2 separate regions of the Homo sapiens genome follow, and region 2 is linked to region 1. A link is a loop called in an ENCODE intact Hi-C map of the cell type or tissue named here. Cell type or tissue: PC-3. All regions are shown on one strand. Each heading gives the region's core, and the rest is flanking DNA. Links, peaks and the distances in the headings are about the cores only.

What was found. Peaks named below come from ENCODE experiments on the same cell type or tissue, not always from the same donor. Only the 100,000 strongest peaks of a DNase experiment are listed, where the experiment ranks them.
Region 2: a loop joins it to region 1, with 17 times the contacts of the local background. A loop is called at or near these places in 29 of 110 quality-filtered maps.

What each region holds. Positions count from the first base shown.
Region 1 is chr13:95,149,787-95,161,007 of GRCh38, forward strand. All of the region lies in intron 19 of ABCC4 (ATP binding cassette subfamily C member 4 (PEL blood group)), which reads right to left. Among named protein-coding and RNA genes, the nearest start is that of SNORD13G, 55 kb to the right of the region's middle. In PC-3, for the core only: a CTCF peak has its summit at 6,615 (motif pointing left); a DNase peak (open chromatin) is centred at 4,835; H3K4me3 peaks cover 1,248 bases; H3K27ac peaks cover 3,074 bases.
Region 2 is chr13:94,669,128-94,680,348 of GRCh38, forward strand. No RefSeq gene overlaps it. Among named protein-coding and RNA genes, the nearest start is that of LINC00391, 34 kb to the right of the region's middle. In PC-3, for the core only: CTCF peaks have their summits at 5,937 (motif pointing right) and 6,138; no DNase peak of the experiment used is centred there.

The DNA.
Region 1 (11,221 bases), core at 3,961-8,960:
TTTTTTCCTCCAACTCCCAAAATCTCTGAACTCTTCTATTATGTGCTTCAATCAGAGTGAGGAATGAGACCAGTCACTGAAGCAAAAGAACATTTCTATAAACTTCCACCTGAAGTTCAGAGAGAAGTCTGATTAGCTACTATCAGGCTGAAGATCAACCAGGGGAGATATACTGTTTTCTCAGATGTTGCTGCACAGTTTTAGAGACAGGGTCTCATTCTGATTCCTAGGCTTGGGGGGGCAATACAGTAATCATAGCTCACTGCAGCTTCTAACATTTGGGCTCAAGCAATCCTCCCACCTCAGTCTCACGAGGAGCCGGTACTATAGGCACACACCACTGTGCACAGCTAATTTTTTTTAGAGATGGGGTCTTGCTATTGTCCGAGCTGCTTTCAAACTCCTGGCCTCAAGCGATCCTCCTGCCTGAGCCTCCCAAGTAGCTGGGATTATATGACATGAGCCACCATGCCTGGCGAGCATGACTGTATTTGGAACACTGTCTGCCTAAAGATTTCTAAACACCAGAACAAGTCTAAGACAGGCTTTCCAGGTGTTCAAGAGGTGCTGGAACATTTGCCTATGTGATATAATCTATTAAAATGCAAATGCAAACAAGACATGAAAGGAAAATGTTTCCAGAACAGAGAACTTGTTTTTAATAAACTTCCTCTCAAAAATGTCCTGTTTTTTTCCTCCCCCTCCCTCCCCCTTCCCCACTGCCAGGGCCTCAAAATGTACTTTGAAGCTTGTCGAGTCTTTATTTGAGATATGAAAGAGCTTCTATTTAAACGAGGAAGAAATTTCTCAAACATTAATCCTGGTGACCAAGAATGAGAACACTCAGTGAATCATAGTTGAATTTCATGATAACATTACTTACAGGGAAAATATCATTACTTATGTTCTTTCTCCTATCAATACTTCTAAAAGCCCAAAGCGTGTACAGGTACTTGTAAAGGGCAACACTGGAAGTCCCTCCCCTTTCTCCAACACACTTTCCTAAGCTGAGCTGTAGCACTTAGACCTCCCCCAGTGGCTCAGAAAAGCATCTAGGCCCAGTCAAGAGTCTAGCTAGAAATTGTTGTGAGTCCACTTGAAGCTTAGAGATTATGATCTGAAATAAAGAATCATTTATTTTGTTTCCTGAACACCTCTGCTACTCCCACTGGTATGATTTCTTTTGAACACAATTGGTTTTGAAGTGCCAAAAGAACCATTTTTGGAAATTTTATAAAATCAAGGCCAATGAATTATGAAGAAGACATATCTGATGGAGCTATGCTCATGTGTGTTGTATCTAGAAAAGTATCTAGACTTCCATTTGGCAGCTGCATTAATTTTAATATGCATCTTTTTGATATGAGATCATAGATTCTGACACAGGATGGTTTTTAGAAGTAATCCATTGTTGGTCTAGTGTGGTGGCTCACACCTGTCCCAGCACTTTGGGAGGCTGAAGGCAGATCACTTGAGGTCAGGAGTTCAATACCAGTCTGGCCAACATGGTGAAACTCTGTCTCTACTAAAAATACAAAATCAGCCAAGTGTGGTGGCATATGCCTGTAGTCCCAGCTACTCGGTAGGCTGAGGCAAGAGAATTGCTTGAGCCCAGAGGGCGGAGGTTGCAATGAGCTGAGATCACACCACTGCACTCCAGCCTAGGCAACAGACCAAGACTCTGTCTCAAGAAAAAAAAAAAAAAAGAAGAAGAAGAACAAAGAGGAAAGAAGGAAGAAGGAAGAAGAATGAAGAAGGAAGGAGGAGGAGGAGGAGAAGGAGAAGAAGGAGGAGGAGAAGGAGAAGAAGGAGGAGGAGAAGGAGAAGGAGAAGAAGGAGAAGAAGGAGGAGAAGGAGAAGAAGGAGAAGAAATCATCATCATCATCATCCACTGTCGGCAACTATTTAAGTTTGCAAGTCCCTTGAAAACAGGTACTTTTGTTTCAATGTTTGGGACCACAACTGACGATGAGTAGAAGACCAAGAAATGCTTGATGAATGAAAAAGCCACTTTTTACCTGTTAGAACCCTGAGGCTAAGAGAAGTAATGTGACCGACTTAGTTACCACAAACTATGATCCTAGCAGAATTGGGGCATCTCAACACCTCAACTCCCTGTGCAAGAACAGATTTTCAATGTCTACTGATGATTTTAAATGGATTAATTCCTCTCTTTACTTCTTAAGGGCATGAAGTTTATGAAACAAAACTATACAGTACCAGACGCTTAACCCACAGAGTGTTAAAAGTCACCTTCAACACACAACTAAACCCCCAAAAAAGTTATTAGGTGTTTGACAGTTTCATTTCTTTGACTGGTAAACAACAGGAGAACTTGGTCTAGTTCCATGAATCACAGCTTCCAAAGAACCAATGTACGGTTTTTCTCTTCAGGCCATCACGTATCAGAAACAAAGTCCACCAAAGTAATCTATTACAAACTGTACTTTTGAAAAAGAAAATTGGAAGCAAGAGTTAAATTTAATATAAGTACCAGCTGTAAGACAAAAAACACTCTAATTTTATTTCAACACTGTAAAGTCCCATTGTTCTTTATGGGTGTTGCTTAAAGAGATGCAAATGCACTCTTGGAACTATTTCTTGTTCTGTCCAGCCAACAAATATTTACTAATCAGATACAGTGTATCCAATCCTGGGCTCAGGGGATTTAGCAAGGAAACAACAGATAAGCTCCAAGAAGACAAGGGGAAAACAAGGCAAGGAAGACAAGGGGGAAACAAGGCTAACATAAGACAAGGGTGGTAAATACGTAATTACCTAAATTAGAATGTAACTATCATTTTCATAAACACTATCAAAAACTTGATAAAAGCAAAAATGTTTTAAACTTCATGGAAAACAAAATGTCACAACCTCAGCGTTGTAAATATTCTGATTTTTTTTCCACTGTCTTCATGGCAATATAAATAATCATGTTTATAATAAAGGGGGAAGGAATAAAATAATGGAATAAGAAAACTCCAATTATAAGTGAAAATCAGTTCTCATATAAAACTCAAATTAAACTCCAGTTATAAATGGAAAACTCTCAAATTAAAACTCCAATTATAAATGAAAACCAGAGTTCTCATATGAGAACTTCAAAGTCAAATCTTTGAGGGGAAGCAGTTGGCCTTACAGTAAAACAGAACAGCGTTTCAAGCTAGCAAATCCCAACAACTTCCACTTAGTGTCCAAAAACTATGCTTTATACATATTAGGCTCTCAGTAATATACTTATCAATATTTATTCATGTTGAAATCGGCCACTGCAAGTGGCTAATGGAATATCATTAGGTTATTCCAGAAACAGTGTTCTATTTTCCCTTGAAATGGTTATCCAACAGCTAAGAACTAAGTCATGAAGATACTTTGATTCTTTTCTGACAATAAGGTCACAGAGAACTATAATGTTGATCTAACAGTGGGGGACAGTTTTAAATGACAATACTTGAATTACTATTATCAGTCACACATCCCATAGGCTAATGCCAAATTACTAAGCACACATTAACAGCAGATATTGGGATATGCTACAAAGCCCTGAGTTCCAAGTTAGCTAGTTCCAAGTTAGCCGAAGATAAAGATAAAGACAACACATATCAAATCAGTTAATGGGGGGGCGTTAAAACCATAGCCACGGACATTAGACTGAAGTGGAGAACTTACATATATCGAGAGAGACAGAGAGAGAGAGATACAGGCATATACAAATACATGCAGGTATCACATTATATACACTATAGGAAAACAATTTAACACAGTTAAGTAAAATGTCATCTTATAATTTCCTGAAATATTACATGATTATCACTTTGAACAAAGCACATTCTTCCCTAGTTTTTTATCTTTTTAACATTTTATTGGACAAACACAGTGCTTTCTCTGTTACTAAGTTGTCAGTATCTCCATGTATGATTTATTATGGAGAAAAACCATGAATCAGAACATTCTAGTAGATTAAAAATTATGCCAAAATGATGCAATATTTACCAGCTGTAGACAAGTGCTACAGTAATCGCTTACATACAGATTACTGACAAAATAACAATAGCAATCAAATATATGTAACTACGTAACTATTTAAACTCCTAACAAAGGCTTTTATGATACTATTAGCAGTAAAGGAGCAACTCCCATAAAATATGACTTCGTATCACCCCTGATAAGAGTTTAAGTACATATAACCATTGTTATGTGAAAAAAACATTATTTTTAATTTGTGATAACCCGACAGGATTTAATTACCACACCTACTTCAAACTCTTAGCTGTTTCATTCAAAGCTGAAAAAACAATATTTATGTGGCTATTGAGAATCATTATGATTGATGCAATCTTTTGTGTTATTCCCTTTATAGTCACTTGCATTTGTTATTATTAACAAGAAAAAATGAAAGGGGAAATGTGTGTTTTTGTTTTGCAACAAAGCTTTTCTGGTGATGACTAACTTCTTCCTTTGAACACAAAAAGCCTCTTAAACTAACTAATGTACATATAAATGTGTTCTTTACAATACGCATCAGGCAAGGGGGTGGGAGGGAAAGCCCGCAGGACTTAAGCCAGAATTAAAAGCAATATAGGCAAGATTGAGTACATGAAAGCTGTCAGGACGGTTGTTATTCTCAATTTCTTACAGCTCATCTGCTCTCAAGGAAGAAAAATCATAGTTTCTTTTAACCATATCCACAACAGATCTCACTTGAAAGGAAACATAGCGAGTGATTTGGCATCAATGGGCATATTACCAATTTTCCAGCATCACTACTGAATATTTATACTGGTGACGAATGATGACACTGAGGAAATATTTTAGCACGAAGCTTTGCCTTGTAAATTGTCTGAATGGTGCTGTGTCAAAACAACACCTACCATAAATCAGAGGTTTTAGGACCAGTATTTCTTGTTTAAACATGCTACCTGCTCAGCAGAATCACTTGTGTGAACAGGCATAGATTAATGTGTGCTGGGCAGAGCCATCTTACCCCCTAGCTTATAGAGCTATAATTTAACAAGCCTATTATTGTAGAGGTAATTTTGACAGTGCTGAAATATTATACTTGTTAAAAATGCACATTTAGCACCAACTCCAGTGGTCATTTGAACTGAATAAACAGATAAATAGGTATCCCTACAATTATGTTTCTTCTTTATTGATGACTCTTTTTTTCTGGCAAGGAAGTGGGATATGGACATCAGATTTTATAGAGTATCGCAAGACAGTCTTTCTGATCATATAAAAAGCTCATCATGGAGGTTGCTTTCAGTTCTCCACAAATTATTTAGCAACTTGTAGTGGATTCCAGAGTCCCTTTCCAGGTTTCAGAAACAGAACAATAGTTCAAACCACTACCACCCTCCTCCCCTCAATTCCTGTAGGATGCACATCCTAACTTCCCATTCAGTCAAGCTGGGAAGGAATCATTCTTTTTTTTTTTTTGGAGACAGGTTGGAGTGCAGTGATGCAATCACAGCTCACTGCAGTCTTGACCTCCCAGACTCAAGTAATCCTCCTGACTCAGCCTCCCGAGCTGCTGGGACTACAACCACGCCTGGCTAAAAGCTGAGAATCTTAATCACTGGGGCAACCCTCGATTTTTGATTAGGGAACATAGGAGAATATGTCTATCTTAAAATCTAGTACTAGCATTCGCATTCCATACCTCAGTGACCACAAGCATCTTCCACTGGATTAAAAAAAAGAAACATGGGAAGAAGTCAATATGTTTCTTTTTTCTTTTATCTAGTGTTTTAGCTCTCATTTACCTTAATCTATAAAGAAAAAAGAATGATATGAATCTGGTTTTTTTGTTACACTGTTGAAGGCATCGATGAACATAAATATACATACACACACATACTCCCCACGCACACACTGGAGAAAAACCAGTTGTGTAAAACACACTGGCTGTAACCCAATATTAACTTTTACTTCCCTGAGAGAGTAAACAAACACTTCTACCAACACCAGCTCTTGGGTTCTTAAAGCCAAATTAACAAATTGAAAGCAAGTAAACATTTATCTGGCACCCATTAGAGTCAGTGTACTTAGCTAAATGTTATGTCACCATAATTAGGCATGAGAAAACAGGACAACAAACCGCTCATCTTTTCTCCAAAACAAAGAGTGAAATTGTAGAGACCTGATAAGAATAAAATGTCTCTGCTAACTCTGTTGGCGTGGAAGAAAACTAAAGAAACTAACTGTGTAACTATCTTTCTCTGCAAACTCATGCTTACAAAGAAAACAGAAACATCATACAAGCAAATCATAATGTATGCTTCAGGAATTAAAATGCATCCAACCACTCAAGATGTCAGCGTCTGCCTATTCCAGTTACTAGTCAAGAAGGTGTAATTAGGAAATCCAAAAAAACCCTGTTTGAAATGCTAGGTATTCCAGGACAACATCAGAAAAATATCTTCCACAAAGACTTTCATGTTTCAAACATAATACGCCACAATATTACTTTTTAAATTTCATATTAACACATATCAAGATACAAAGACCCAAGCTATAAAAATAGAATTTCCAAGAAAGCTTTAAATTAAAAACCAGGTTTTGCAATGAGGTGCTCTTACATTATATCACTGAAATACTGCAGATCATGCTGCCCTCTTGTGCTGGATATCAAAAGCAAAATTAATTCTGCCCATGCCAGGAAAACAGGATTTACATTTAAAATAAAAATCATCTCTTAATTTCTGAAGACTTACTCTTGACCTAGGATTTGTGTTACCCATTTATTATGATTGGAACAGAACGGAAACAGGGCTAAGACACACACAAAAACTGACTAGGAAGAGGTAGATGCAGCGAACAGTACCAGAAAATATCTGCAAATGCCCTATTCAACTCAGGTCATAATCAAAATATGAAGGAGGTGTCCGAGGGCAGCTGAAAATGTAAGGCTTCTTAACAGACACACGTGATCCCATCACCAACCTACATCAAAAGAGGAAAGAATAAAAACTAGCAATGGGTGAGAGGAGGATAAAAAGACGAGAAAGGAAAACCGGCTCTTGGCAGGGCGCGGTAGCTCACGCCTGTAATCCCAGCACTTTAGGAGGCCAAGATGGGTGGATCACCTGAGGTCAAGAGTTCGAGATCAGCTTGACCAACATCATGAAACCCCATCTCTACTAAAAATACAAAAATTAGCCAGGTGTGATGGTGGACACTGTAATCCCAGCTACTCGGGAGGCTGAGGCAGGAGAATCACTTGAACCTGGGAGCCGGAGGTTGCTGTGAGCTGAGATCACGCCACTGCACTCCAGCCTGGGCGACAGAGTGAGACTCTACCACACACACACACACACACACACACACACACACACACACACAAACAGTCACCATTTGTCCACTGGTGGTCACCTTGGATGAATGTGTGTCCATTCTTGCTGGGGGCCCAGCCCGCTCCCAACAGCAGACAGAGCATGGTTGCCCCTCAGACCCAGCTCCACATTGCTCGTCAGTACTTGGCTTCTTGGGAAAACTGCTATCTCAGTACCAATAGGAGGTAAAACCCTGTCTCTACTAAAAATACAAAAAAAAAAAAAATTAGCCGGATGTGGTGGCAGACACCTGTAATACCAACTACTCAGGAGATAGACACATGAGAATTGCTTGAACCCAAGAGGTGGACATTTGCAGTGAGCTGAGATCATGCCACTGCACTCGACTGGGCAACAGAGCAGGAAGAAAGGAAGAAAGAGGAAGGAAGGAAGGAAGGAAGGAGAAAAGAAAGGAAGGAAGAAAAGAAAGAAAAGAGAAAGAGAGAGAGAACTGGCTCTTGTCATTCTAAGGCAGCACACTGGTTTGGCTCACATTTTATCCTGCTAGCTTAAGATTTATCAGGTTAACGAAAGGCCAGTAGATAAAAAGGTATTGTATTATATAAACAAAGATGAATTTCATGCAACCATAGGTGGGTTCGAAATGGAGAGGAACTTAATATCTGGCATGTTGGAGAAGCGTGGCCTTCCTAGAAACAGAAACTTCAGGCCGGGCGCGGTGGCTCACGCCTGTAATCCCCACCACTTTGGGAGGTGGAAGCGGGCAGATCACGAGGTCAGGAGATCGAGACCATCCTGGCCAACACGGTGAAACCCGTCTCTACTAAAAAAGTACAAAAAATTAGCCGGGCGTGGTGGTGGGTGCCTGTGGTCCCAGCTACTCTGGAGGCTGAGGCAAGAGAATGGCATGAACCCAGGAGGCAGAGCTTGCAGTGAGCCAAGATCACGCCACTGCACTCCAGCCTGGGTGACAGAGCAAGACTCCGTCTCAAAAAAAAAAAAAAAAAAGAAACAGAAACTTCGCTGCTGAGAAGAAACACAGACCTTCCAGGTTTACCTTCCCCTTCTCCCTAAATCCAAATAAGTGAACTTGGGACCACAGTGGGGCAGTCAGGGGGACCCTTCCAGAAGGTCTGGTTCTCTGAGTCACCAGCAAGGGTCGCCCATTCATTAACCACACAGATGAGGATCTGGGCAGAAGCATGATGAGGGGGATGGCACACTGGGGTGGGAGTGGACATAAAATAATGGAGAAGACATTTCTATGCTGCAGACCAGAGTCACTGAGAATATTCCAGCACAAGGGCACTGGAGATGGGGATATGAGGGACGTCTAGCCAGACCCCCGGTGTGAATCACCTGGAGTTTCTGTGCCAGTCACCATCCCAAGGTGAGCTTACTGGAAACTACATGCCAGCAGAGGTCCTCCCCGTTTCCTAAGTTTTCTAAAACCTGGGAGAATATCAGGATGCTGAGCTCATAGGAAACTCCCCCGGGGCTCTTCTAAGAGCTTGCTTTTAATAACTAAGTATTCAGACATGCTTCCCAGTCTTTCTACCCCACTCAAAGAACACTCTGCAATTCAGGGGGCACAACATCATGCCAGATACTTATACATATTTAACATGTATGTTTAAGAGTACTGAAAAATCGAGCATGCCTGCCTCACTATCATAGAGGGGAATTTTTATTTATATTATAAAGCCGGCTGGGTCCAGTGGCTCATGCCTGTAATCCCAGCACTTGAGGAGACTGAGGCAGGAAGATCCCTTGAGCACAGGAGTTCGAGACCAGCCCGGGTAACATAGTGAGATCCCATCTCTTCAAAATAGAATAAAATAAATTTTAAAAATTAGCTGGCCATGGTGACACAGGCCTGTGGTCCCAACTACTTGGAAGGCTGAGGCAGGAGGATCGCTTGAGCCCAGGAGGTCAAGGCTACAGTGAGCTGTGATCACATCACTGCACTCCAGTCTAGTCAACAGAATGAGACCTTATTTCTAAATAAATTTTATATATATATATATATATATATATATATATATATATATAACTATTGAAGTGCATACAATCAGTAATGTGAATTCTGAGGCGTAATTCACAGATTTTGTGTATCCTTCACCATTGTAAAAAGTGCAAAAATTTTATCTAAATGAAAATTTTAATTCTACCATTAAAAAACTTTTAATTTTTACATTTTTTCAACATCTACCACTAAAAAAAGTAAATAATTCATGACCTCTAAACATTTTGGACAAAGTAGACCTCTCTTGGGGTACTTATTTGGGCTTCTATTTTGTTGAAGGAATAAAGTCATGCTAATAGATATAGGAGGAGGAAGCAAGATAAACACTCAGGTGCTGCTGTAAGATTAGTCACCTCCAAGATTTAGACTGGGTCCCAAATCCCTGAATAATAAATAAATCAGCATGAGGAGAAGCCCACAGGTCTCAAACATGGAGAGGCTGGTTAATGGTAGTCATGAGCATTCCGAGGCCTGTGATAACAGAAAGGCAGTCCCACTTAATGCTCCAAATGTTATGACTGTAGTTTCAAATTAACTGGCAAAGTGGCGCAACGTTACAGCTGTAATAGCGCAGAGGTCCTCCAATGACTTTCTAATAACAGCTGAAATCAGACCGATATTTGTGTGGTCTCTGCAGTTTACAAATCCTTGCACGTTGCACAGTGCTTGGACTGAAAAGTATTTGTTAAATAAATCTACACAAGATGCTTTCCAGAACAGTCTTCTTTAATCTTCACAAAAATCATGTAAAACAGAGAGGGTAGGAGTAATTTCCACCCCACAGTGAAGGTGATTCAGTTCACAGATACATGGCTTCATTGTCACTAACATTCGTTAGGCACTGACCATGTTGCTACACCCAGTTTCATGTGCTAGGAATGTATTAACATGCTTAATTCTCATAAGATTTCAATTTGGTGGGTATGAATAGTATCCCTATTTTACAGATAAGAAAACTGTGACACAGAAAAATTAAGTAACTAGGACATGAATATGAATGTAACTATAATCAGCTATAACAATTAGTAACCAGCACCAGGATTGAACCCAGGTAGTTAGCTTGAGTTCACACTTTGAACTACAGCATCTGCTTGGAGACTTGCCTGTGTAATAGCACCTATGTGCTCTGGCCTTGGTCAAAAAGCTAGTCAATGGCCAGGCCAAAGCTGTGCCTGTGTTCTCTCCAGGCCACCTCCCTGCTTCTATGAGGGCAGTTATCATTTGCACAATGTCACTCAGGCCTCCCCACAAGTCCACTCAACTGAGCAGGGTGGGGACTTATAGGCACAACTAATTCTCCCTAGGAACCCAGGTCAGGAAGGCTAGCCTCAGAAGCAGGACAGATAAGAAGCGCATAGTGCAGAGGCATCAACCACTTGGAAAATACTGGGTATAGTTGGGTATACCTAGGAAACAAGCTACTGAAGATCTATATGGCAGGTTCAACAAAGTCTCTATTATAGAACCAAAAGTCTACTTCAAAACCACAGAGTTAGAAACTGTTCTTGAAGGGGAGTTTACATTTTATCAATCTTGGCTTTTAATTAACCACATATTATCTTTCAGGGAAACCTCACAGTCAGGGTATGTACAAAAACCCTGTGTTTCCAGAAATGAACGGGTTTCCCAATGAAAGAAAGAAATGCACGGCCTGTCTCACGTCAGAGCATTCCTGATTACAAAGATCCCTCTGAAAAATGGCATAACCTAACACTATGTAAACACAGCCAATGTTTAGCAACTATTCAACTACATTTAAACATGTTTACAGGGAATGCAGGATGCTTCACTTGCCTCACAGCAAATGGATTCCTAAAGCATTCTGCAAAGTGAACATTCATTTATTTTTCCACACACATATAAATTGGAATAAAAGATTGTATGCCCCCCCCTCCCCCCG
Region 2 (11,221 bases), core at 3,527-8,526, 480 kb before region 1:
GTGAGACAACAAATTTCTGTTGTTCGAGCCACCTAGTTGGTGGTCCTCTGTTATAGCTGCTCTGGGAAACGGACACACTTCCCCCAAAGCATATGGAATGCAGATATTCCTTTGTGAGTCACTTTGTGTATTTTTGATGGTGTTTTTTGTTGTTATTTTCTAAACCTTTGGCTTCCTAGTTTCCCCAGATAGCTGAATTATAATATTTTCTAGATTGTTTTGTGGTTGGAATGAAAAACGTTGTGATAATATTTAACAGTATATTAACAAAAAGCTACCAGTTAAATGTTATGAACAAACTTGTGACATGTATACTTTCTGTGGGGATAACCACTGGGCGGGGGGAGGTGATTGTATAATATGATTTCTAACACTAAATAAAATATTACAAAACAGAGACTAGTATGTTTTCTTGACTCAAATATCTGAAAAGGCTAAATCATATGTGCTACTCAGAGAGGTTTATGTGAGACTACCCAAGGGGCTGAAGTGAACAGCCCTGTAATAGGCCAGAGTTGAGTCAAATGCCTCCGTAGGGCAACTCAGCCTGCCAGTACCTTCTGGTTCTCCAGACATCATCTGTCTCAGTCCATTCAAGCTGCTATAACAGAATATCTTAGACAAGGTGCCCTAAACAACAGAAATTTATTTTTTGCCTGGGTACGATGGCTCATGCCTGTGATCCCAGCACTTTGGGAGGCTGAGGCGGGTGGATCGCTGGAGACCAGGAGTTCGAGACCAGCGTGGCCAACGTGGTGAAATCCTGTCTCTACTAAAAATACAAAAAATTAGCCGGGCGTTGTAGCAGGTGCCTCTAATCCCAGCTACTTGGGAGGCTGAGGCAGGAGAATCGCTTGAACCCAGGAGGCAGAGGTTGCAGTGAGCCGAGATCATGCCACTGCACTCCAGCCTGGGCGACAAAGCGAGACTCTGTTTTAAAAAGCAAAAAGAAATTTATTTTTCATAGTTCTGGGGACTGGAGAGTCTAAGATCAAGGGGTCTGGTGATCCCGGGTCTGGAAAGACATCCTTCCTGGTTCACAGATGGCTGTCTTCTCATGGTATCCTCACATGGCCGGGAGAGAGATCGTCTCCCTCAGGTCTCTTTATATAAAGGCACAAATCCCATTTATGTAGTCTCCAATCCCATGACCTAATCACTTCCTAAAGGCCCTGCCTCCAAATACCATCACAATGGGGATTTAGGCTTCAACCTGTGAATTTGGGGGAACACATATATTCAGTCCACAGCAGCATTTGTCAGTACCTCTACATGTACAGTGACAGACTGGGCCAATTCTGGATAAAATAGCCAAGTGGAAAGCAGAGATTGAACCTACACATAATTTATCCACTAAGGCCTTATTTAAACTTATCTTTCAAGAAAATTAGCAAATCTTGCTGGAGTTTACAGTTTGTGCATTTGTCGAGAATGTTTCTCAGGTTTTTATATTAATTGAAAAGTTATATTAAATTGAAATTAGCCTCTGACTAATGTGCTGCAAAACTTTGCTTTAGGCAAAATCCGTGGCATGAAAGAATCATCTCAACAAGCCACGCAGTAATCTTGGGCTCCTGGCCCTCCTACCTCAACTCACCTATACCCTTCTTCCATCACTTCATGCCAGACAACTCACCCCCTCCAAAGTGGTGAGGCTCTGGCCCAATCCAGGACCTTCCCAGTTGATTTGACCTCAGGTGCCCACCTGGGATTGCCAGATAAAATACAAGATGCCCAGTTAAATAACTATTTATTTATTTCCTTCCTTCCTTCCTTCTCTCTGTCTCTCTTTCTCCTTTCCTTCCTTCTCTCTCTCTTTCTCTTTCTCCCTTCCTTTCTTCCTTCCTTCCTTCTTTCCTTCCTTTCTTCTTTCCTTTCTTTTCTTTCTTTCTCTTCCTCTGTTACCCAGGCAGGAGTGCAGTGACTCCATCTCGGCTCACTGCAACCTCCACCTCCCGGGTTCAAGCAATTCTCATGCCTCAGCCTCCTGAGTAGCTGGGATTACAGGCATGCGCCACCACACCCAGCTACTTTCTGTATAGTAGAGATGGGTTTTCGCTATGTTGGCCAGGCTGGTCTCAAACTCCTGACCTCAGGTGATCCACCCACCTTGGCCTCCCAAAGTGCTGGGATTACAGGCATGAGCCTACTGTGCCTGGCCACCAAATATTTTTTTTTAGTGGAAATATGCCCCAAATATTGCAAATTTATACCAAAAAAAATCATTGTTTATCTACCCCGCCTCACTCATCACCTGGCTGCTGCAGGTTCATTCTTCAGGTGACTTACATGTTGCTTCCTCAAAGAGGTCTCTCTGAAGACCCCATCTAAAGTAGGTAATTCTATTATTCTTCAGCGCACCCTATTCTTTTCCTGCATCTCACTCACATCAATTTATAAGTATATTTTCATTTTGGCACTGATTACGTACTCAATGTATATTTGTTCATTGATGTACAACTCATCCATTATTTGTGGAGGAATGAATGAATGAAGAAAGGAAAGTCTTACTGAGAAAAATTCCATGTTTAACTTTCCAGCTAAGGTACTTGCTGGGATAGCTAGTGATTTAAACAGATTTACAAAGAAAAATGGAATTCCTTAGGAAGTTAGTGAAATTTTCACAGAATATGTTGAGAGTAGTGTTGTAGTGCTTTAGGTCATGCAGTATGTAATCATGTGTTTGTAAGAATTATATATTAATCATAGTTTTGTCTAATTTAAATGATTTTGCTAATATATCTGCTGTTTAGTTCTAGGTAGAATTCTGAATAGAAAGTTTAATAATTAGCTCCAATTCACTTTTAAAAATGGTCCAGTTGAAACAACCAGCATTTCTATTTATTAATTGAAGAGTGAGCTACAAATAATTTCTCCCATATAAATCCACCTAGTTCATGACAAAATGTCTTATCATAACATGCAGCAATTTTCTGAAAAGAAATAGTTGTAATATTTTATAAAGAATGCTAGGCAGGGTGCCGTGGCTCATGCCTGTAATCCCAGCACTTTGGGAGGCCAAGGAGGGGAAATCGCTTGAGCTCAGGAGTTCAGCACCAGTTGAGGCAACATAGGGAGATCTCATCTCTATAAAAAATTAAAAATTAGCTGGATATGCTGTTGCACACCTGTAGTTCCAGCTACTTGGGAGGCTGAGGTGGGAGGATTGCTTGAACCCAGGAAGTTGAGGCTGCAGGTTGTACTGAGGTTGTACCACTGCTCTCCAGCCTGGGCAACAGTGTCTCAAAAAGCCCCAAAAGAATGCTAGACTCTTTCTCAGCTATAAAGAACTAAGCAACCAAAATGGATAATACTTTTAGAGAAAATAATAACTTGAGAATCATGTATATACAAAAACGAAGATTTTTTTCATATTGCTTATAGCTCTAGCAATATGAGTAGTTTCTAGTTGAGAATCCAGTATCAAATTCTGACTGATTTGTGGGGCAGGGACATGTTCTACTTAAGTGATCCATTACTAAATGTTGGATCACAGTCGTTGCTCTAAGAACAATTTCAGAACAGTCAGATATGAAATAAAGAGGATGATTGTACAACAGTTTAGATGGGATATTGGCATGAGTTTACTAGAGAATGGTTCAGTTTCACCTCTTTTTAGCTTTGCAACTATGTGACTAGAGTTATAATCCAGATATTATTAAACAGTTGTAATAGTACATACTTTCCCCTTTTTTTATAATGTCAAAACCAATTGTCAGATAAATAACACTCTCAAATCTAGTCCATTTTTACGGAATAATGGCCTTGTCATTGATTCTACTCTATTTTATAGCATTTAATTAAAACCACAAGCTTATACAGTGAGAGGTAGAAATGTATGTATCTAAAAAGTCTCAACACACCTTTACTTCAATTCTCTTGTTTTTAGCTATCAGCCTGTATTTAATCTAATACTTTAAGGGAATATTAGTAAAGAAAAATTGTTGAAACATGTCATATAATAATTGCTGAAGTTATTTTTTACTATTCTCTATAGTTTTTTTTTTTTTTTTTTTTTTGAGACAGAGTCTCGCTCTGTCGCCCAGGCTGGAGTGCAGTGGCTCGATCTCGGCTCACTGCAAGCTCCGCCTCCCGGGTTCACGCCATTCTCCTGCCTCAGCCTCCTGAGTAGCTGGGACTTCAGGCACCCACCACCAGGCCCGGCTAATTTTTTGTATTTTTTAGTAGAGACGGGGTTTCACCGTGTTAGCCAGGATGGTCTCGATCTCCTGACCTCATGATCCACCTGCCCCGGCCTCTCAAAGTGCTGGGATTACAGGCATGAGCCATCGCGCCTGGCCTATAGTTTTTATTTATATATATGTAACAGAAGATGGTACTTACACTTGGCAGTAGGTACAGCAACATATACTGTTAAGATTAGATTATGTTCAGGCCACAATCTGCAGTTTATATGCAAAATCCCAAACCTGTTCTTTTATTTTCCATTATAATGCTTTAAATGTGGCACAAAGGCAATATTTTTCCAAATATTCATACCAAAAGCAAATCACAGTAAAATGCAGTGATAGTATGGCTTTTATTCACTGGCAATCTGATTCAAAATTCCAAAACAAACTCGAAAAAAAGTGCATTTGCTTACTTAGCAAAAGTTGCCTAATTTCTTGAATATTGCTTTCTTCCCATTTTATAAAAACAATTTTGGAGCCTTTAGGGTCTTTTAGCTAATCGTAAAATGATCTCTGGACAGAAAAAATTCAACCGCAAATAGAGGCAAAAAAAAATCTTCAAAACAACACGTTCATCTTCACATTTTTTAAGTAGACAGTTTGGCTTTTTATAAAATAACCTCAAAGCAAATTATCAAACCTTGTGAGGTGTGCTGGAAGGCATGACTGTGGTCTGCCCCTCCCAGACACACTGACGGGTGGCCTGGCATCTCAGGAACGCTGACAAGGCCTGGCCTGACAGTTTCTGAGTTTGTGTCTTTGTCATGACAATAAGCCACATTTTGCACAAGTTCTAAGTAGCAGAAGATAAATGGGAGCCTGCCTTCAGCAGTTGTGGGCAACCTGAAAGACATGTCCTTTGAACTTCGCTTTGTAACTTTTAACATCCATTGTTTTTTTTTTAGTTAGTATGTCCAAGGGTAAAATTAGGTAAAACACTTGACAGAGCTTGTCCAAGGAAGTTGAGTACCATTGACTTAAGTATTTTTTTAAAAAAATCAATAGCTGAGATATCTGCTTGTGTCAGATGTAAGAAACTCAGAGGAAGTGTGTGTGTGTGTGTGTGTGTGTGTGAGAGAGAGAGAGAGAGAAAGGAGAGAGAGAGGGATGAGAGAGAGAGAGAGAGATCAACTTTTTATATGTACCCATCTACATTTAGCAGATAAGTAATTGGAGATAATTCTTGAATCTCATGGGAAGGATGCATTTTCTTTGCAAACTGTCAAATAAATTTAATGTGACTGGTGATATTGTTTTTGCTGAAATGGAATGACTACTTGCAACATGAATACGTGCTGTCTTCTCTGTTTTAACTTAATTTTTTTATTAGCAGTACATTCACACAGTTCAAAAATAAACAAGCAATATATGACATATAATGAAGTCTTGTTTCTGTTTCTCTCCACTCTATTCCCAACCCCTCTTCCATGCCTCTTTTATTTTCTTCCAGAGTTTTGAAGGTTTTCTTTATATTTCAAAATACCCTATCAGCATTTTTGAAAATACACATGGGTGAAAAGAAATTTGAAAGAAATTGTTAGTAATACAAAGTGAATTTCCTGATTCACAATGTATTTGACTAGCTCTAGTATTTTTACTCTGAAGTTAGGATTCTTTATTAAAATATTTAAAATTATAAGCATGTTTGTGTGAGCTTAAAAGAATTATTTTTCAAGGAAAAGTGAAATGAATAAAGTAGGGGTGGTTTTGCTTGGAAAGTTTTGAAGTGGGATTTCCTCACTAGGTGGCGCTCCTGTGCCTAGAGGTCACAAAGAGAGTTGCCCCGCTATCTGCAGGTGCACAGTTCACCAATTAGCACGCTGCTACTGTGGAGACCTCCAGCATCACACAGAGAGCAAGGCCTCCATATTTTCTCCTCTCTAAAGAATGGTTGTTCCAGTCATATTTCTGGTCTGTGCTATATATGCCCTTCCAAGGGGAGGGAAATTATTACAGTTACCTCTTTAGTCTGGAAGGTACGTTATGCAAGGTATCCAGGCAAGAAAGGGCAACTGTTATTTTGACCTGGAGGGAAAAACCTTGGGAAAATTGAACTTTTTAAATAAAGACGTTATCTATAGCACATGAGTGATTTAGAAGATGCCCTTATCTTTTCTCTGAAGACCTTAGTGTCCATCCAATAGCAAAAAGCTTTTAAACATGCTTTGGTTGTATTATCTTTCTTAGGCAATAACATGGCCTCTCATCTGATTCTCACAACCCTCATGTGCCAAGTAGACCATTACAGGTGTGCAATAAATAATAATCAACACAGGCCTGCCTTTACATTTGGCCGCTCAGCCCTGTCAAAAAGTCAAGAAGATAAAAAATTTTAAACCAAAATAGAGGAAGGTTAGAAATATGCTAATTTTTATTTGATATATTTGATCTTGCAACACTTAATTTTTCATGCACCAATTGTAGGTGAGACATTTATTGCACACCTACTCTATGCCTGGCACTAAGCTGTTTGACATGGATGCAACGATGCATTAGACTAAATTTGTGTTTCAAGCCTGATGGGAAAAGGAACTTCCATTCAGAATTCTCTTAAACTCCCATCCTTATTGAAGAAATTACTCCAACTCAGCTCCATGTGTTTTTATATACCATGTTTCTCTATTTTCTTTCATCTGCATCAATATTTTCCTCAACTTTAACACTTTTAGGGCAACTTTGAACTCAGATTACTTCCTTCAGTAACATACTATATTAATAATTTGTAATTCATAAGTGTTTATATGTCACCTTAACCTGAAGACAACCTCAAGTCATGTGAATGTGAGTTCACTGGCTCCAAATGAATCTGAGTTTTTAAAAATGATGTCTTCTGGGTGTCTTGCACACATAGTGTGACCTCAGATCTCATTGACTGAAATACTGTTTTAATGTTTTACTGGGAGAAACAAAGAAAAGCCTGTTGCAGAGGACCCTTTGGGAAAGATGATATAAGCAGGTTGGAGAGCATCAGCTAGTTCTTGGGGACTCCTCAGATGACAGCTGTGCAGTAGGGACATTGACAACATGAGAAGACCTCTAGCTGGTGCCCAGGGGTGTGGTAACTGTAGATGTGATTGTTTGTACCTCTGGCTTCCAGAGACAATGCCAATGCACACGTGGCCCAGATTCCTGTTTCCCGGTGGGGGAAAATGTGTTTTAAGACCAAAAACAAAAATGAAAAAAAAGGAAAGGAAAATGAAAAAAAATCCAGCATCTCCAACCACTGGATGTTGCTTTCTTATGAAGTCTGTTTCCTGACAGCTCTTCCCCAGCAAGTGGGAGGAAAGTGGAGAAAGGAGGCATTCTGTACACAAATGACCCTAAGGAAGATTCTTACTCCCATGATCAGAGCACATGAGATTATGGGTGCCTGATCTCAGGATGCCATGGGAACCAGGAGAGCACTTAACTCCTGCAGGATCTTAGAGATGCAGGGATACAGTGAGTTGAAGTGCACTATAAGGTCCAAGGCCCTTGAAGTGAAATGCACTCTTGGCTAGCACAGAGAAGGGAAGACACTTGCTGGTTTGGTTTTGTTCTTTATCCATTAAGTCCTCCTCAGTTTGAGGTACCTATATCTAATCAGAACCAAAAGACAAAAGAGAATCATGACAGCCGTCTGATGCTTCTCCATCCTGGTGTTGTGTGCCTTACTCCAATGTGGGTCTAACATAAATGCAAAGAGGGCAGAGGTACACATTTCTGAATTTAAAAGGAAATGGTAACTTAGTAACACAATTGTGTCCACTTTCCCTTTAACCTCTCTACTATTCTACAGCTGTGCACAAGGGTTTTCTCCATTGTATTCCATAGTCCTTAGGAGTGTAGAGTATTGCAATCTTTCCCTACAAATGATTTTCCCCAGCACTTCTTCTTTAACTATATTTCTTTGGGATTGGCTAAATTCAACTGAGTATGCATTCACCAAATAATTCCCTTCATAATATAGCATTCCAATTGCCCATATCAGTTGTCCCAAATAAAAAGAATCACAATGGACATATTACAACAGTTATTTTCTTTGGCTATCAAACCCCAAACATCATATAACCAGATCACATCATAATTGTAATTTATTGGGATGGTTGTCAGGGTGTGGTAGTGGTGATTATAATGAGAGGGAGATATAAAGATGTATCTGATCTCAAGACACAGTTTAGTAGGCAGAAAACACAAGTACTTCAAAAACTAAATAATGACAGACCGTGGTAAAGAACACTGAGTATTCTGGGAGCTCTAAGGAGGACACAGTTGCCCAGAGAAAAAGCCTCACAAAAGGCGGAAGGACTTCACGTGGGCCTCAAGGAATACACACAAATCTCAGTAGACCTGGAGAAACCATTCCACGTGGGTGAATGGTGTGGTTAGACTGGTTTTCGTGGAGTCTACAAAAACTGTGGGGAAATAGTGGGCAGTAAGCTGGAAATGTGGATTGAGGCCAGATAGTGGAAGGAAACTAAGGCGCTTGGACTTTATCCTGGTGGTAATGAAGAGATAATGAAGATTTTTAATTAAGGGTTTGGCATGATTAAATGGTGTTTTAGGGAGATTACTGTGGCAGCAGTGAATTGGAGGGGGAGAAACAAGTAAGCGATTAGTTAGGATGCTATTATAATCATCCAGGCTTGAAGCAGCAGGGGTCTGGAGGCAATGGGAATAGAAAGGAAGGGTGGGGTGTGAGAGATAGTGCAAAGGAATGCCCAGCAAGCCCTGGGGACTCATGGCTATGCAGGACAAAAGAAAAGAAGGCAGCAGAGAGAGTTGGTGCGACAGGCAGTGAGGGGAATCAGGAGAAGGCCAGTTAGGGGGAAAAGGGGAGATTGGAGCTGAGAGCTAGCTGGGCTTTGGGATGACTACTAGACATCCAAGTTCAAATATCCAGCAGGTGGGTAGAGATGCAAGACCAAGGCTTTGGAGAATGGCCAGGCACGAGACCTAGACCTCTCTCTTCTCTAAGTCAATCTGACCTCTTTCCAGAGAAAGAATTGAAATTCAGTGGCTAAGCAATTAGAATACAATGTGTGTATTTTAGAATATGTCCTTACATATCAACAGGAAGGAAGAATCCAGGTCATTCTTTGAATATTTTTAACTTCTGGAGAATGATTTTTTAATGAATCACCCAAATATATCAGGTGAATGTTTTTTAAAGCCAAATTTCCCAGATAATATTCCCAAATATTTAAATTTCTTACTTGAGGGAGGCTCAGCCTTAGTGTCTAATGGAGTTCGATTACAGAGTCATTTCCATGTTGAATATGGTGGAGATGGCGCCATCTCCACAGAGCTCTGTGACTGCTGTGCGACTCCAGATGAATGGTACAAGAGCCCTCCTAATCCTTGTAGGCCCTCTGCCTAATTCCCTCACGCAAATTAAAGAGAAGAGAGGTTTCCAGATTTCATTTATCAGGAAAGTGCATTCTTCTAGCGGAAGGAATCAGCAAGAAGAGGCTCACACGTCTTTAGTGTCTGCTGAATAATCAGTGGCTCATGGCCACTTGGAATCCCACCAGACTAAATGCGAACTGGCACTTCCCTTCAAAAAGTGGAATGTTATGGATCAAAATGTGACCCAGTGAAAATAAAACAGCTTTGGACTTAAATAATAATTAATTAATTAATAAAACAGAAAGCACCCTTGGGTGTACAGATTTAGCTGCCAAAAACCTCCCTACATGACTCAGACTTAGTGGACATTGTTTGAATTCTGCTATGAAATTCAAGAAACCAGACAGATCGGTGAAATGAGCTAGTATCTGAACATCAAGGGAAAAACTTTTTTTTGAAACCTGAAAACCAAATGCTGGTAAATGGTTTGCCTCCAAACCCAGAAGAAAGATTATTCCTCTTAATTCACATACGCCTTTCAGTAATGCTTGTACTTACATGAGACTTACAAGTGGGTATTTGGAACTCCATGGTGTTTTAAATGTGGAGGTCATCTATGAAGTTAGGAGCTCCACAGTCCTTTCAATGTGGGAGTTTCAAGAGCAGGATCTACATCTGCCATGGAAATTGTAACCACCATGTCTGATTATCATCTGGCCACAAGTGTCTTAAAATTCTGTTCATTGTAATTGATTTCATCAGCAGAGCTTGTAACTGTCTTCCAGAGTTAAGCTCCACTGGCTGCTCCAGGAGACTTTGTCAGCACTTTGAGCCATTTCTAGTTGGATTGGCGGGAGGTCATGTGAGCTTCCTTCCTATAGAAGAGAGCTTCTAACTGAAGCTGGAGCTCAACTCCCCAAGACCCCCCTGGAAACCTGGAAAATACTGACATCTCCTGAGCACACCAGAAGAACCTGCCTGTCTTCTCACGCCCAGCCCGTCCTTACTCAAGAAGCATGTGGATTGAGCAAACGTTCAAATTTTCAATCCTATGCATTAAACTGAAACAATTAACAAAGAATCCTACTAGAAATCCTACTTTATTTGTGATCAGAACTTGTAGTTGAGTCATCAACAAGTTCACCAAACAACCCAGCCAGACTGGATCAAGATGGGGAGGAGCTCCTTCCTCCTCCACCCTTCATAATATAATAGGTTATCAGGAGAGCCTTTTTTTGAATACAGAGTGATGAGATTACATAACTCTTAAGGGCCCTCCCTACCCTGCCATCCTATGTCTTTTGATTACGATTAATACATTTCCACATTGTGCTCGGTTCATGAATCTGCCACTCAACTAAAACGCTGTCCCTGATCTCCCCCAGTGATGTCCTCAACACTTGATTTTGGGAAGCCCTTATCATAAATAACTGCTGGAAGCTCCAAGGCTCAAAAATAAGGAGGAACACACACACACACACACACACACACACACACACACACACTCTGTCTCTCTCTCTCTCTCAAGTTTTAACCAAGTTGAACTCAAATTTTCTGATGTACTAGGATTTAACTGTCTTATATTAAATAATAATGTTTTAATTTTGATATTAAAGTATTTACACCTGTATAAGTTATAGCTTGCCAATAGCCATTTCCAAGCAACACATAAGAAAGAAGACAGGTATGGTGGCTCACACCTG